2 separate regions of the Homo sapiens genome follow, and region 1 is linked to region 2. Evidence: chromatin contacts called from ENCODE Hi-C or POLR2A ChIA-PET data. All regions are on one chromosome and are shown on one strand. Each heading gives the region's core, a stretch centred on a gene start or an enhancer-like site at or near the end of the contact. The rest is flanking DNA. Distances are from core to core; before and after follow the strand shown. Region 1 overlaps MAML3 (mastermind like transcriptional coactivator 3). Region 2 overlaps MAML3 (mastermind like transcriptional coactivator 3).

The links. A loop is a pair of places that touch in the nucleus more often than their neighbours do. ChIA-PET counts read pairs that join two places held with the same protein, here RNA polymerase II (POLR2A).
Region 1: a loop to region 2 is called in a map of endothelial cell of umbilical vein, with 2.2 times the contacts of the local background. The contact joins two enhancer-like sites. A Hi-C loop is called at or near these places in 1 of 168 maps with a recorded cell type or tissue (endothelial cell of umbilical vein). POLR2A ChIA-PET finds 5 or more read pairs at or near these places in 5 of 52 experiments (AG04449, MCF 10A, Panc1 and 2 more).

Annotation. Positions count from the first base shown.
Region 1 is chr4:139,916,645-139,921,602 of GRCh38, forward strand. All of the region lies in intron 1 of MAML3 (mastermind like transcriptional coactivator 3), which reads right to left. Among named protein-coding and RNA genes, the nearest start is that of MAML3-AS1, 210 kb to the right of the region's middle. Within about 2 kb of position 3,012, at least 13 of the 41 ENCODE cell types and tissues checked have a DNase peak (open chromatin) inside an H3K27ac peak, as active enhancers do; they include endothelial cell of umbilical vein, where a contact is called at or near this core.
Region 2 is chr4:139,869,625-139,874,541 of GRCh38, forward strand. All of the region lies in intron 2 of MAML3 (mastermind like transcriptional coactivator 3), which reads right to left. Among named protein-coding and RNA genes, the nearest start is that of MGST2, 210 kb to the left of the region's middle. Within about 2 kb of position 2,792, at least 6 of the 41 ENCODE cell types and tissues checked have a DNase peak (open chromatin) inside an H3K27ac peak, as active enhancers do; they include endothelial cell of umbilical vein, where a contact is called at or near this core.

The DNA of each region.
Region 1 (4,958 bases), core at 1,762-4,261, 47 kb after region 2:
AGAGTTGTAAAAATTTGCACTCGGCAGCCACTGCCTTCACCCAGGTCTTTCTATTTTTCTTTATTAATAGCTTTACGTTTCCTCTTATTCATAAGATAAGGCTAATATTGCCTAGTTCAGAAAAGGGTTGTAGGGGTTAAATAAGGTACATAAGCAAATGTATCCACCAATGGTACTTGAAGACTTTTTGTAACTTTCCTCTCCCATTAACAATTTTATAGTGACTTGCAGGGATTTTCAAGTGGGCGTTCTTTAACCTCCCGTACAATACCATAATAAAATATAGAGATAATGCAGATATACATTTCTTAGATGACAGAACAAGGGTTCTGTGACATTGATAATGCTGAATTTTTAAACTGGAGGTTTACATAAAAATGGATTTCCAGAGTTCTGAGAATGCTAGAAAACTGTATGCAGAATTTTGTGGGTATGTGTCTTTTTCAGGAAAGAAGGTCCAAAGCTTTTCTCAGATTCTCAGTGCGGCCCATGACTCTCCAAAAGTTCAAGAACCACTCTCCTGTAGGTTAGCAGTAGCAAGATTTGCTGGGCCTAGCTGTAAAGTCTTGCATTTAAGGCAGGAAAACCTGTCTCATAAGCAGTTTTGTTTTCCTTGAAGTTTGAAGCCGTGTGCTCTTGAAATTCTAGGTTGCATTAAATGTATGTATGTTCTCTGAGTCCAGGGAGACATAGTTATGCTCTGAACTGATGCCATCCAATAAGGTTGGCTTCCATTCTGAAATGATCACTCTCATCAGGTGGCAGGGCAGCAAGAGGGTAGTACCAGGGGAAAGAAGGCCCCAGAAACCATGTCAAGTGAAAAGGAGGCGAGGAAGCTGAGGATATTTTGCTAGAGAAAGAGGAGAGTTGAGGAGGGGGAATGCCACAGCTCCTCTTGAAAAGGTAATGGTTTGCTATGTAGGAAGAGAATTAGATTTGATCTATGTAGCTCCAGAACATGGAACTAAGATCAATGGATGCAAGTAATGGGGAGAAAGAATTCAGCCTCTATATAAGGAGAAACTTTTAAAAAACGATTAGAGAGATTCAAAATAGAAAGGGCTGCCTTGTGAGGCTAATGAGCTTCCTGTCCCTTGAAGTTTTCATACCAAGGCTGCATGTTCATCTGTCAGGGATTTGCAAAGGGGATTCTTTATTGGGTGGAAAGTAGGAGAAAATGACCTCTATGATTCCTTCTAATTCCATGATCCGTCTATTAAGGTTTTATATCTCTTATTAAAATTTATAGTCAAAGACCCATAGACATCTTCCTTTACTTTACAGAATAGATACTTGAGGCGAGTCCCTTTATAAAGGGAATAATCAGACTTTCTCTTTAAGTTTTGATTTTTATGTATTTTGTTTTCTCAGAATGGGTCACACCTATGTTCGGACGCTGTGTCTGTGTGGCCAGCACACACACCTTCCATCTGTCACCTTTTCTGAGTCTCCCCTGCCTGCTCCCTGCCTGGACTCTTGCGCTATTGTTCCACTAGCCGTTTTTCCCATCTTACCCTTTCCAGTCTACTCTCCACCAGCATCCAGAGTCACTGTTGAAAAACATTCTTCAGAGTATGTCTTTCTGCCTCAAATCCTTATATAGACTCCCATTTCTCTGAAAGTCAAACTTGCCTAAGAGGCGCTGGATGGTCTGGTGTCTCCCAGCTCCTTCATACCCTTCTCCCCTTCACCACCACACTCCAGGTGGCCGCGCTGGCCTCTCCGAGGGCTCTTCCCCTCCTCTGCATCTGCACCGGTGCTTCTCTCCACGTGGAACACGCTTATCCCAGCTCCTTGCTGGGCTTATTGTCATCCTTCAGATTTCAGCTCACATCTCTCCCCAGAAAGGCTGTTCTGACCACCCTGGCTCAGTCAGCTGCACCTCCCACTTGTACTTTATCGTGTCCTTCTGTTTTGTCTTTTTCACACCACTGATCACAATTTATAATCATTTTGTTTCTTCCTTTTTCCTTGGTATTGTCTTCTCCCATTTGAGTGTAAGCTCCTTGCAGACAAGCACCTAGTCTGTGTTGCTCACTAATGTGTCTGTCTCCAGTGTCTAGCAGAGATAAGCGCACGACTGGTGGTCAGTACGTATCTTTGGAATGAAAGAATAAGTGATTACATGAACATTTCTGTCCGGCATAGTAGGTGGGCTCTGGAGCTGAGTGTGACCTCACTCCTTAGAATGTAAACAGGAATCGTTTCTTAATGCTCCCTCTGTTTACCTAGCAGAGTACCGCGCATACCTCAGGCCTGCAAGAGAAATTTGGATTGACCCCCAAGAAGCACACAAATGTAATTTAAAGCCAAATATTAGAGAAAAAACATCTTTTTCACTGGAGAAAGACATTATCCATGTCTCTTAGTTTCCTATATGCACAGTGGGGTTAAATCCTAAAGAGAAATACTACAGGTCCCCAAATCTAGGATAGTGTGTCTTTTTTCCTCTGAGGGCTCTCAGAAAAAATATTCTGGCAGTGAGGAACAAGAGATGCTGGAATGAGTTACTGAGGAGGTGGTAGAATCTCCTTTTCTGGAGATCTTTAAAAATAGAACAGCCATCTGGGATGATTTAGATATGGTCTTCATTGAAGAAGGGGGAGGAAGGGGGATGAAGGATCTCTCTAAGTCCCATCTCATCCTTGATTTTCTGATATTTCACTTTAAAGTTTTATTCATGGCAAATGCCTTAAAGGAGCTAGGATTCACTTTTTCTTTTTATCTCAAAGTTAAATCCCATTTTATTTTGAACTGTAATTCTGCTGAATCACTATCCTTCTCTCTTCAAATGGGCAATTTGGATGTCATAACTTTTTTATGTAGAAAGTTTGGATGGAACTTAACTTTCCTTCTTTCTTTCTTAGAAAGGAAAGCAAAGAGATGTAAGATGGACAAGTTCAGAGGTTGGGAATGACAGGCAGAAGTGAGAATCTCTGCGTGGATTCTGCTCCTGCCACTGAGAAGGACTGAGGGAGGCGAACAGCACATGGAAAAACAGGCCAAGACTTCATGGAATGTGGAACATCCCACAACAGGGACCTGGTGCAGCTGAACACAGGAGTTCAGCCCTAGAGGTCTAGTTTACTATTTATAACTATTGAGTCTTCATTTTTGTTTGTTCATTTGTTTTCATGGGATTAAGCTTGGTAAAGTCATGTAAACGACAAGAGGCAGACTTTTCTTCTATTTGGCTAGGAAATTACAGCAGTTCAGCTGTTTCCTCTCTTTGTTCTTATGACTCTTGCTTGATTTATTAAAGTTGCAGAGTCAAAAGAATAATAGATTTTAATACACATCAGGCTGAATCTTACTATTTTTGCTATAGAGGCCATGCTGTAAAAAAGCCTTGTTAAATTTGTTTCTCAGCACTATTTGTATGCCATAACTGTTTTTCTAACCTAAATAAACTTGGTTGCGATTATCAAATACATTTTATTTTTAAATGTTCATTACAAGCACTGTTGTTCATAACAAACTAATGACTAATGACTCTAGTTATTTTTTTTCCAAAGGGAACACAGATTTCAATGACATTCACTTTTTTTGCCTTTCTGTAAGTTAATGAATAATCCATATTTTAATGGAATATTGTGTTAAGTCAGAACAAAGTGTGACCAGAAAGGTCTTCACAAAACATGCTTGCAAACTGTGGCCCTGTCACTTTATATGATATTAACCAAGGACACGTGCTTCTTCATTTGCTTACTGAGCCCAGGACTGGCTGTGTATCCACACCAGCAACACTTCTGTGGATGTGTGCAGGTGTGTCTGTGCACTGGTGCTAGAAGTGGAAGCCAAATGCCAAAATCCACAGAAAGAACATTCTAAGGTAGAAATAAGAACTCCCCAAAACAAAAAGGCAGAAAAAGAATATTCTCAAAGAACTTTACTATGAATTACATTAAGGGGCCTTTATAATACAACATGCACACACTGTTGTGTTTTGGTACATCCTGTTACATAACTGTTCACTAAAGTGGCCATCAACCACCTTTCATTAATGGAGGGCACACAGTTGTCCAGGGCAGACGGAGACATCTGATCCTTAATAGAGCAGAATTAAGTGTCTGCAGGGAGGCTGTAATTTCTACAGAGCATGGCTCCAACTTTTCCTCCCAGGAGGCCCCAGTCCCGGCACTGGAGTCCGCAGGATGACTGTCTGGGGTGAGTGACCTGCAGGAGCCCAGCTGGGGCCAGGGCTGCACACAGGGGGATTTAATCTCTGGGATAAAGACTGGTTTGGGCTCAGCTAGGTCAGATCTGGAGAATAGGCCCTTGCACACCACCTTCTCTCTGCTTTAGAATCTTCCCTTTGCTCCACTCACACCAACATGGGCAGGTGGGATCAGCTGAAAACGCAGTCTCACCAAATCCCACTGGCTGAATCCTGCTTTCTTCTGCTCTCTTTCCTCCTCATTTTTCCCCCTCTCCTGTCCACCTTACTTGCTCTGGTACACTCCAGGAGCCTCCAGGAGCCCTGGACAAACTCAGTGGGCCAGTGGCACATTCTCTGGGAAATCGAGGTCTGAATCTGGAGCTAGCCTATCTACTGCCCCTGACACGAACTCCCAACTCACATCCAGACTCCAAGTGGCTTGTGCTTAACTTCCACGATTTTCCTTTCCAGCTTCTGGTCAGTTTCCTTCCCTCTCTATGGCTGGCTGGCACACGTGAAATCTGGTCACTTTGTTATTTACAAACTATAGTTTTCAGTCTCATACCCTCTCCTGAGCTGCTCACTATCGCTCCTGTGGGGTTTTCTCACAGCCTTCTTTCACAAATTCAACACCACCATTCCCTCAGTGCAAAACAAGCATAGAGAGCTTGCTGGGGCTTGCAGAAAGAGGGAGGGGGGCTGCTGCTTCCCAAAGCCCTTCCTCTGGCACTGCCAACGTTAACGCCGATCTGTGGGGAGACTGCAATTCTAACATAATGAGATATTAATGAGCTCTGCA
Region 2 (4,917 bases), core at 1,542-4,041:
CCAACCAAATACCACCCCACCCCCGCGGCCAAACTCCAACAAAACACACGTAATATTCATTAAAAAAGAAACCTTTATCTGAAAGATGGGATGGAGGGAAGAGTGAGGGGGAAGAAATATAGAAAAGAATTGCAATTTGTTTTACCACCTATTACCTTCTAGGAGATAAAACGTTCTGAAGCTAACAGGCCACTGCCTTGGCAACAGTAGAAAAAAATATGAGATCAGAATGTTGGCTGTGATCTTGAGATGGCTTTCTTGTGCCCATTTCATTCGGTGAGTGTCAACATGTAGGCAAAATTGCATAAGGTTTAAGAGCTCAGGTTTGGATTCAAATAGGCTTTGCTTTGGTTCCTAGTTCTAGTGTTGACCATATGACCTTAAACAGACTACTTAACTTTACATGTCTGAATTTCAAGATCGTTTGAAGATTAAATGTTTCATGTCAAGGGCTTAGTACAGGTCTTGGCACATAAAGCGCTCCATGAATGGTCACTGTGAATATGTACCTTACTGTGGATCAGAGTTTCTCAGCTTCTGTACTATCGACATTTTGGGCTAGATAATGCTTTGTTGTGCAGAGACTGTCCTGTACATTGTAGGATATTTAGCAGCATCTCTGCTCTCTTACCCACTAGGTGCCAGTAGCAGCGTCAATTCCCCGTTCCCCTCACCCCACCCTACCCCTGGCCCCCAAGTTGTGACAACCAAAACTATCTCCAGATGTTGCCAAATGTCCAGTTGGTGATTGGGGAACAAAACATCTGAGGTTGAGAACCACTGCTTTAGATCAATCCAAGTTCTAGCAGATGAGAATAACTCCATTCTTCTTTTGATGTATTTATTAATATTTTTAAGCCTTGAAATGAAAAATTGCTTTTTAAGCATTAGAAAATGCATACTCTTCTTTTGAAAGCCTAGCAATAAATCCCATAACTATCAGGGTCTTCGTTTCCTCATCTTGAGCCTTATTTCAAGGCTCCCTCTGTTCTAAATTCTGACCTTGAAAACTCTATTCCTACCTCTTTCTTTTTTTGGACAGGGTCTCACTCTGTCGCCCAGGCTGGAGTTCAGTGGCGCAATCACAGCTAACTGTACCCTCGACCTCCTGGACTCAAGAGATCCTTCCACCTCAGCCTCCTAAGTAGCTGGGACCACACTTGACTAATTTTTGTATCTATATCTTTCATTTCACCAAAGATTTAAAACAATTTCTCACTATGAAGAAACTTATACAAGCAATATACATTCAACAGGAAAAATGAGGAAATTCAGATAAGCAAAAAAAGAAAGAAAGGAAAAGAAGTATCAGTTGTGTTTCCATTAGTTAGAACTACCTAGGGCTAACATGATGATGAGTGGGTTTTCAGATGTTTTTGGAATGCATGTTTGTGTGTACATACACAAATATACATGCAGTCACACAATACACACATTTTATTTCTTGTGTGCTTATCATTTTTTCATGGTATATCATTTTTTCATGGTCATTAGTTCTAGCTATCTCCAGACTTGATGCTAGACTATACATTTTTTCTCATGTATGACATTCCTCAAGAAGTGGTTCGACTCATATGTCTTTCTTTACCTACCACCTAGATAAGCCCCAAATTCACACTGTTACTCCTTTATTTCTCCACAGAAAAATAACTTTCATTACATGTACAAATGACAATTAAGCCAATTAGAGTAAACAACTTTTGGTCAATTCAGCTCTCACTTTGCCAGGAACCAATGGCCATCCTCAGTTTTTTTTAAGTATGGAGGTTTGGAAGTCAAATTTGACGCCTTTCTTCCTTTCCTGTCCCCACCCCTGCCCACAGTCACTTCCACAATCTCTTGCTTTTTCTTTGGACCTATTTCCAGGGTCACACGCAGTCAGGTCCTAATTATTTTGTTCCAGGTATGCTGTTTCCTAGCATCTCTCCTGCCAATCACTTTGATCGAGATAGTACTCTCCTCTTTTCAGAAACCTACAATGACTACCCATTGCTTCTTGTATCACAAGCTGAATCTCTCTAATGAGCTTTGAGGGGCTTCCACACTCCCCTGGGTCCTCCTCCCTGAGCTGTGTCTTCCTCAGGTTGCACTTTTTGTTCCTTATTAACCCTTCGCAACCCAGTTTCCCTACTCCCCTTTCTGATCAACAGTCCATTAAAAATAAGGTAAAACAATGCACAGTGCTGACGTCTTTTTAAAAAGAAGAAAACCCTAGGACACTAATACAATTATCCTTTTGCTTATGCTTCAGTTATCGGTTGTAACTACTTGTTACATTAATTGGGTGTATCTTTGTTACAGAGGATTAATAAATGTTTTATTTATTTATTTTAGTTTCAAAAACATGCCTTGAAATTTCACCAGATTGGGTGAAACGTGTTTACAATACTAGGAAGTGAACAGCAGGCACTAATTTTTTGTAGCAGTATTTCTCATCAAGGCACATGCATTTACCTAATCCAAAAGATGGCTAGCTTTCTCAGTTAAAAGGTATACAGAGAAATAACCCTTGCATTTGATCATTGTAACTTGGACAACATTTCACTCTATTGAATATAAACGGGAATCTGTATGCTGTTATTATTTTAAAAAAAATTTTTTAATCCAGCTTTTAGTAGAGGATAAACTTCTTAATGGCAAGGACCATGGCTTTTACTTCCTTTGTGAGGCTCACAATAATGGGAACACAGCTTCATGTGCAATTGGTCTTCAATAAATGTTGCTAGGTGATTCATATTTGAATGGGAAATGGAAAGAAAAGCCTGACGGACTTAAAGGATTTGTGTGCATGCATCTTGCTGTGAATAATACAAATGTGGAGAGAGATGACTAAGTGGACAGCATAGGGCATAGAGAGCTTTGGCCCCTGAAATACTCAGTAACAGGAAGTTACAGTGTGACTAACTGTAACCAGGTTGTGAAATGGAAAGCAGAGGAACTGGAGGATGTACTGGAAGAACTCAGGGGTGCACACAGAAGTGAACTGCAGCATCAAAGATGTAATGCCTTTCCGGGTGAGAACTTCAGAAGGAAGGACAGCACAGGGGACAAAGGAAGGGATAGAAATGATAAGTGTCTTAAAATGAAAAGGTGATGGAAAGAATTCTTAAGGCAGAAATAAAAATCCTATCAATAACAAGGTTGGGTTTAGAGTTAAAAAAATAATCACACGGCCGGGCACAGTGGTTCATGCCTGTAATCCCAGCACTTTGGGAGGCTGAGGTGGGTAGATCACCTAAGGTCAGGAGTTTGAGACCAGTCTGGCCAACATGGCAACACCCCGTCTATACTAAAAATATTAAAAAAATTAGCCGGGCATGGTGGTGGGCGCCTGTAATCCCAGCTACTCAGGAGACTGAGGCAGGAAGAATTGCTTGAACCCAGAAGGTAGACGTTGCAGTGAGCTGAGATTGTGCCACTGCACTCCAGCCTGGGAGACAGAGTGAGACTCCATCTCAAAAAATAAATAAATAAATAAATAAATAAATAATCACGCAGATATTTTGTTTCCTACTTTAAATAAAAGCAAGGCTTCACATTTGACCACAGAATGTTGTATTGCTTCTCTGCTATGTGGCACAGCTTTGATATCAGGTCCAGGACTGCTAAGTGAAAGAAAAGAAATTTCTGGTATGTTTGGAGCCTATGATTTCATCCCTCCTCTCACTCCAGCACATCTGATCTATGTATCCTCAAAAATGGAGCTGCTCACCTTTGCCAGCTCAGTTCTTCCCATCCTAAGCTTTCCTGAGCCAGTACCACTTAAGCATGTTATAAAATGCCAAAGCCATTCATGGTCATTATGGTGTCCACAAATATGTTCACAAATTCTTGACACTCCCTTCAGAAGGGAGAACCTAATCCCTCTCTCCTGGAGTGTGGCTGGACTTAAATTATTTTGCTTCTAATGAATGAAACAATGAAGAAACGAAGGTGTGTGATTTCGATAGTATGTCATGAAATGAACTGTGGCTTCCTCCTTGGTCTCTCTTGAAGCTGACTCAGGGGAAGCCAGCTGCCATGTCATGAGAAAACTTAAGCAGCCCTGTGGGGAGGTCCATGTGGTGAGGAACTGAGGCCTCCAGTCAGCAGCCATGGGAGGGAGCCACATATGAAGTAGAGTCTCCAGCCCCAGTCAAGCCTTCAGATGACTGCAGCCCACTTGACAGCTTCACGGTAGCCTTATGGAAGAGCCTGAGCCATAACCACCCAGCTAAGCTGCTCCTGCATTCCCTTGAAAACCATGTAAGATAATAAATGTTTGTTGTTTGAAGTGGCTATGTTTTGAGCATAAGTTGTTACACAGCAATAGATAACTAATATGGTAATCTTTCCAATAGAGCTCTTCTTTACTTTGGAGTTAAGTTTTTAAGTTTTATTAAAAGGTCTTTTCATTATTTTGGAATATGTGTTTACCTGCATTTAATATGTAAATGGATCAGATGTTATAAAATGTTCAGGTAAATTAAATCCCACCTTCTTTTTTAGCTTCTGATTTTAACAAAGAGAAATGATTTTTCTCATCTACTGAGGTACCAGAAACAATGAGGGTACTGTAAGGCCTCAAAGAGTCTAACAGACCTCTAGAGTTAGGAGTGGGGAGTGGCTAGATTATGTCTTGAGATGTTTTCCTCATTTAAAATCATTTAACATAAACAAAAAAGATGGCATTTTAATATTGTACTTTAAAATATGAAAAATAAATAGTTTTTATTTTAAATAGAGGTAAATTATGCAGGAGGAACAATCTTGTCAGAGCCAAGATTGATTTTTTTTAAAAAAATCACCAGTGAAACTTGCTAACAGTTGGCTTTTAAAAGAGAACAGTAATACACTTTTACCATTTTGTTTACAGTCCCTGTCTATAAAATTTTCACATATATATGATAATATATTTCTTCCAGAATCTTTCTATCT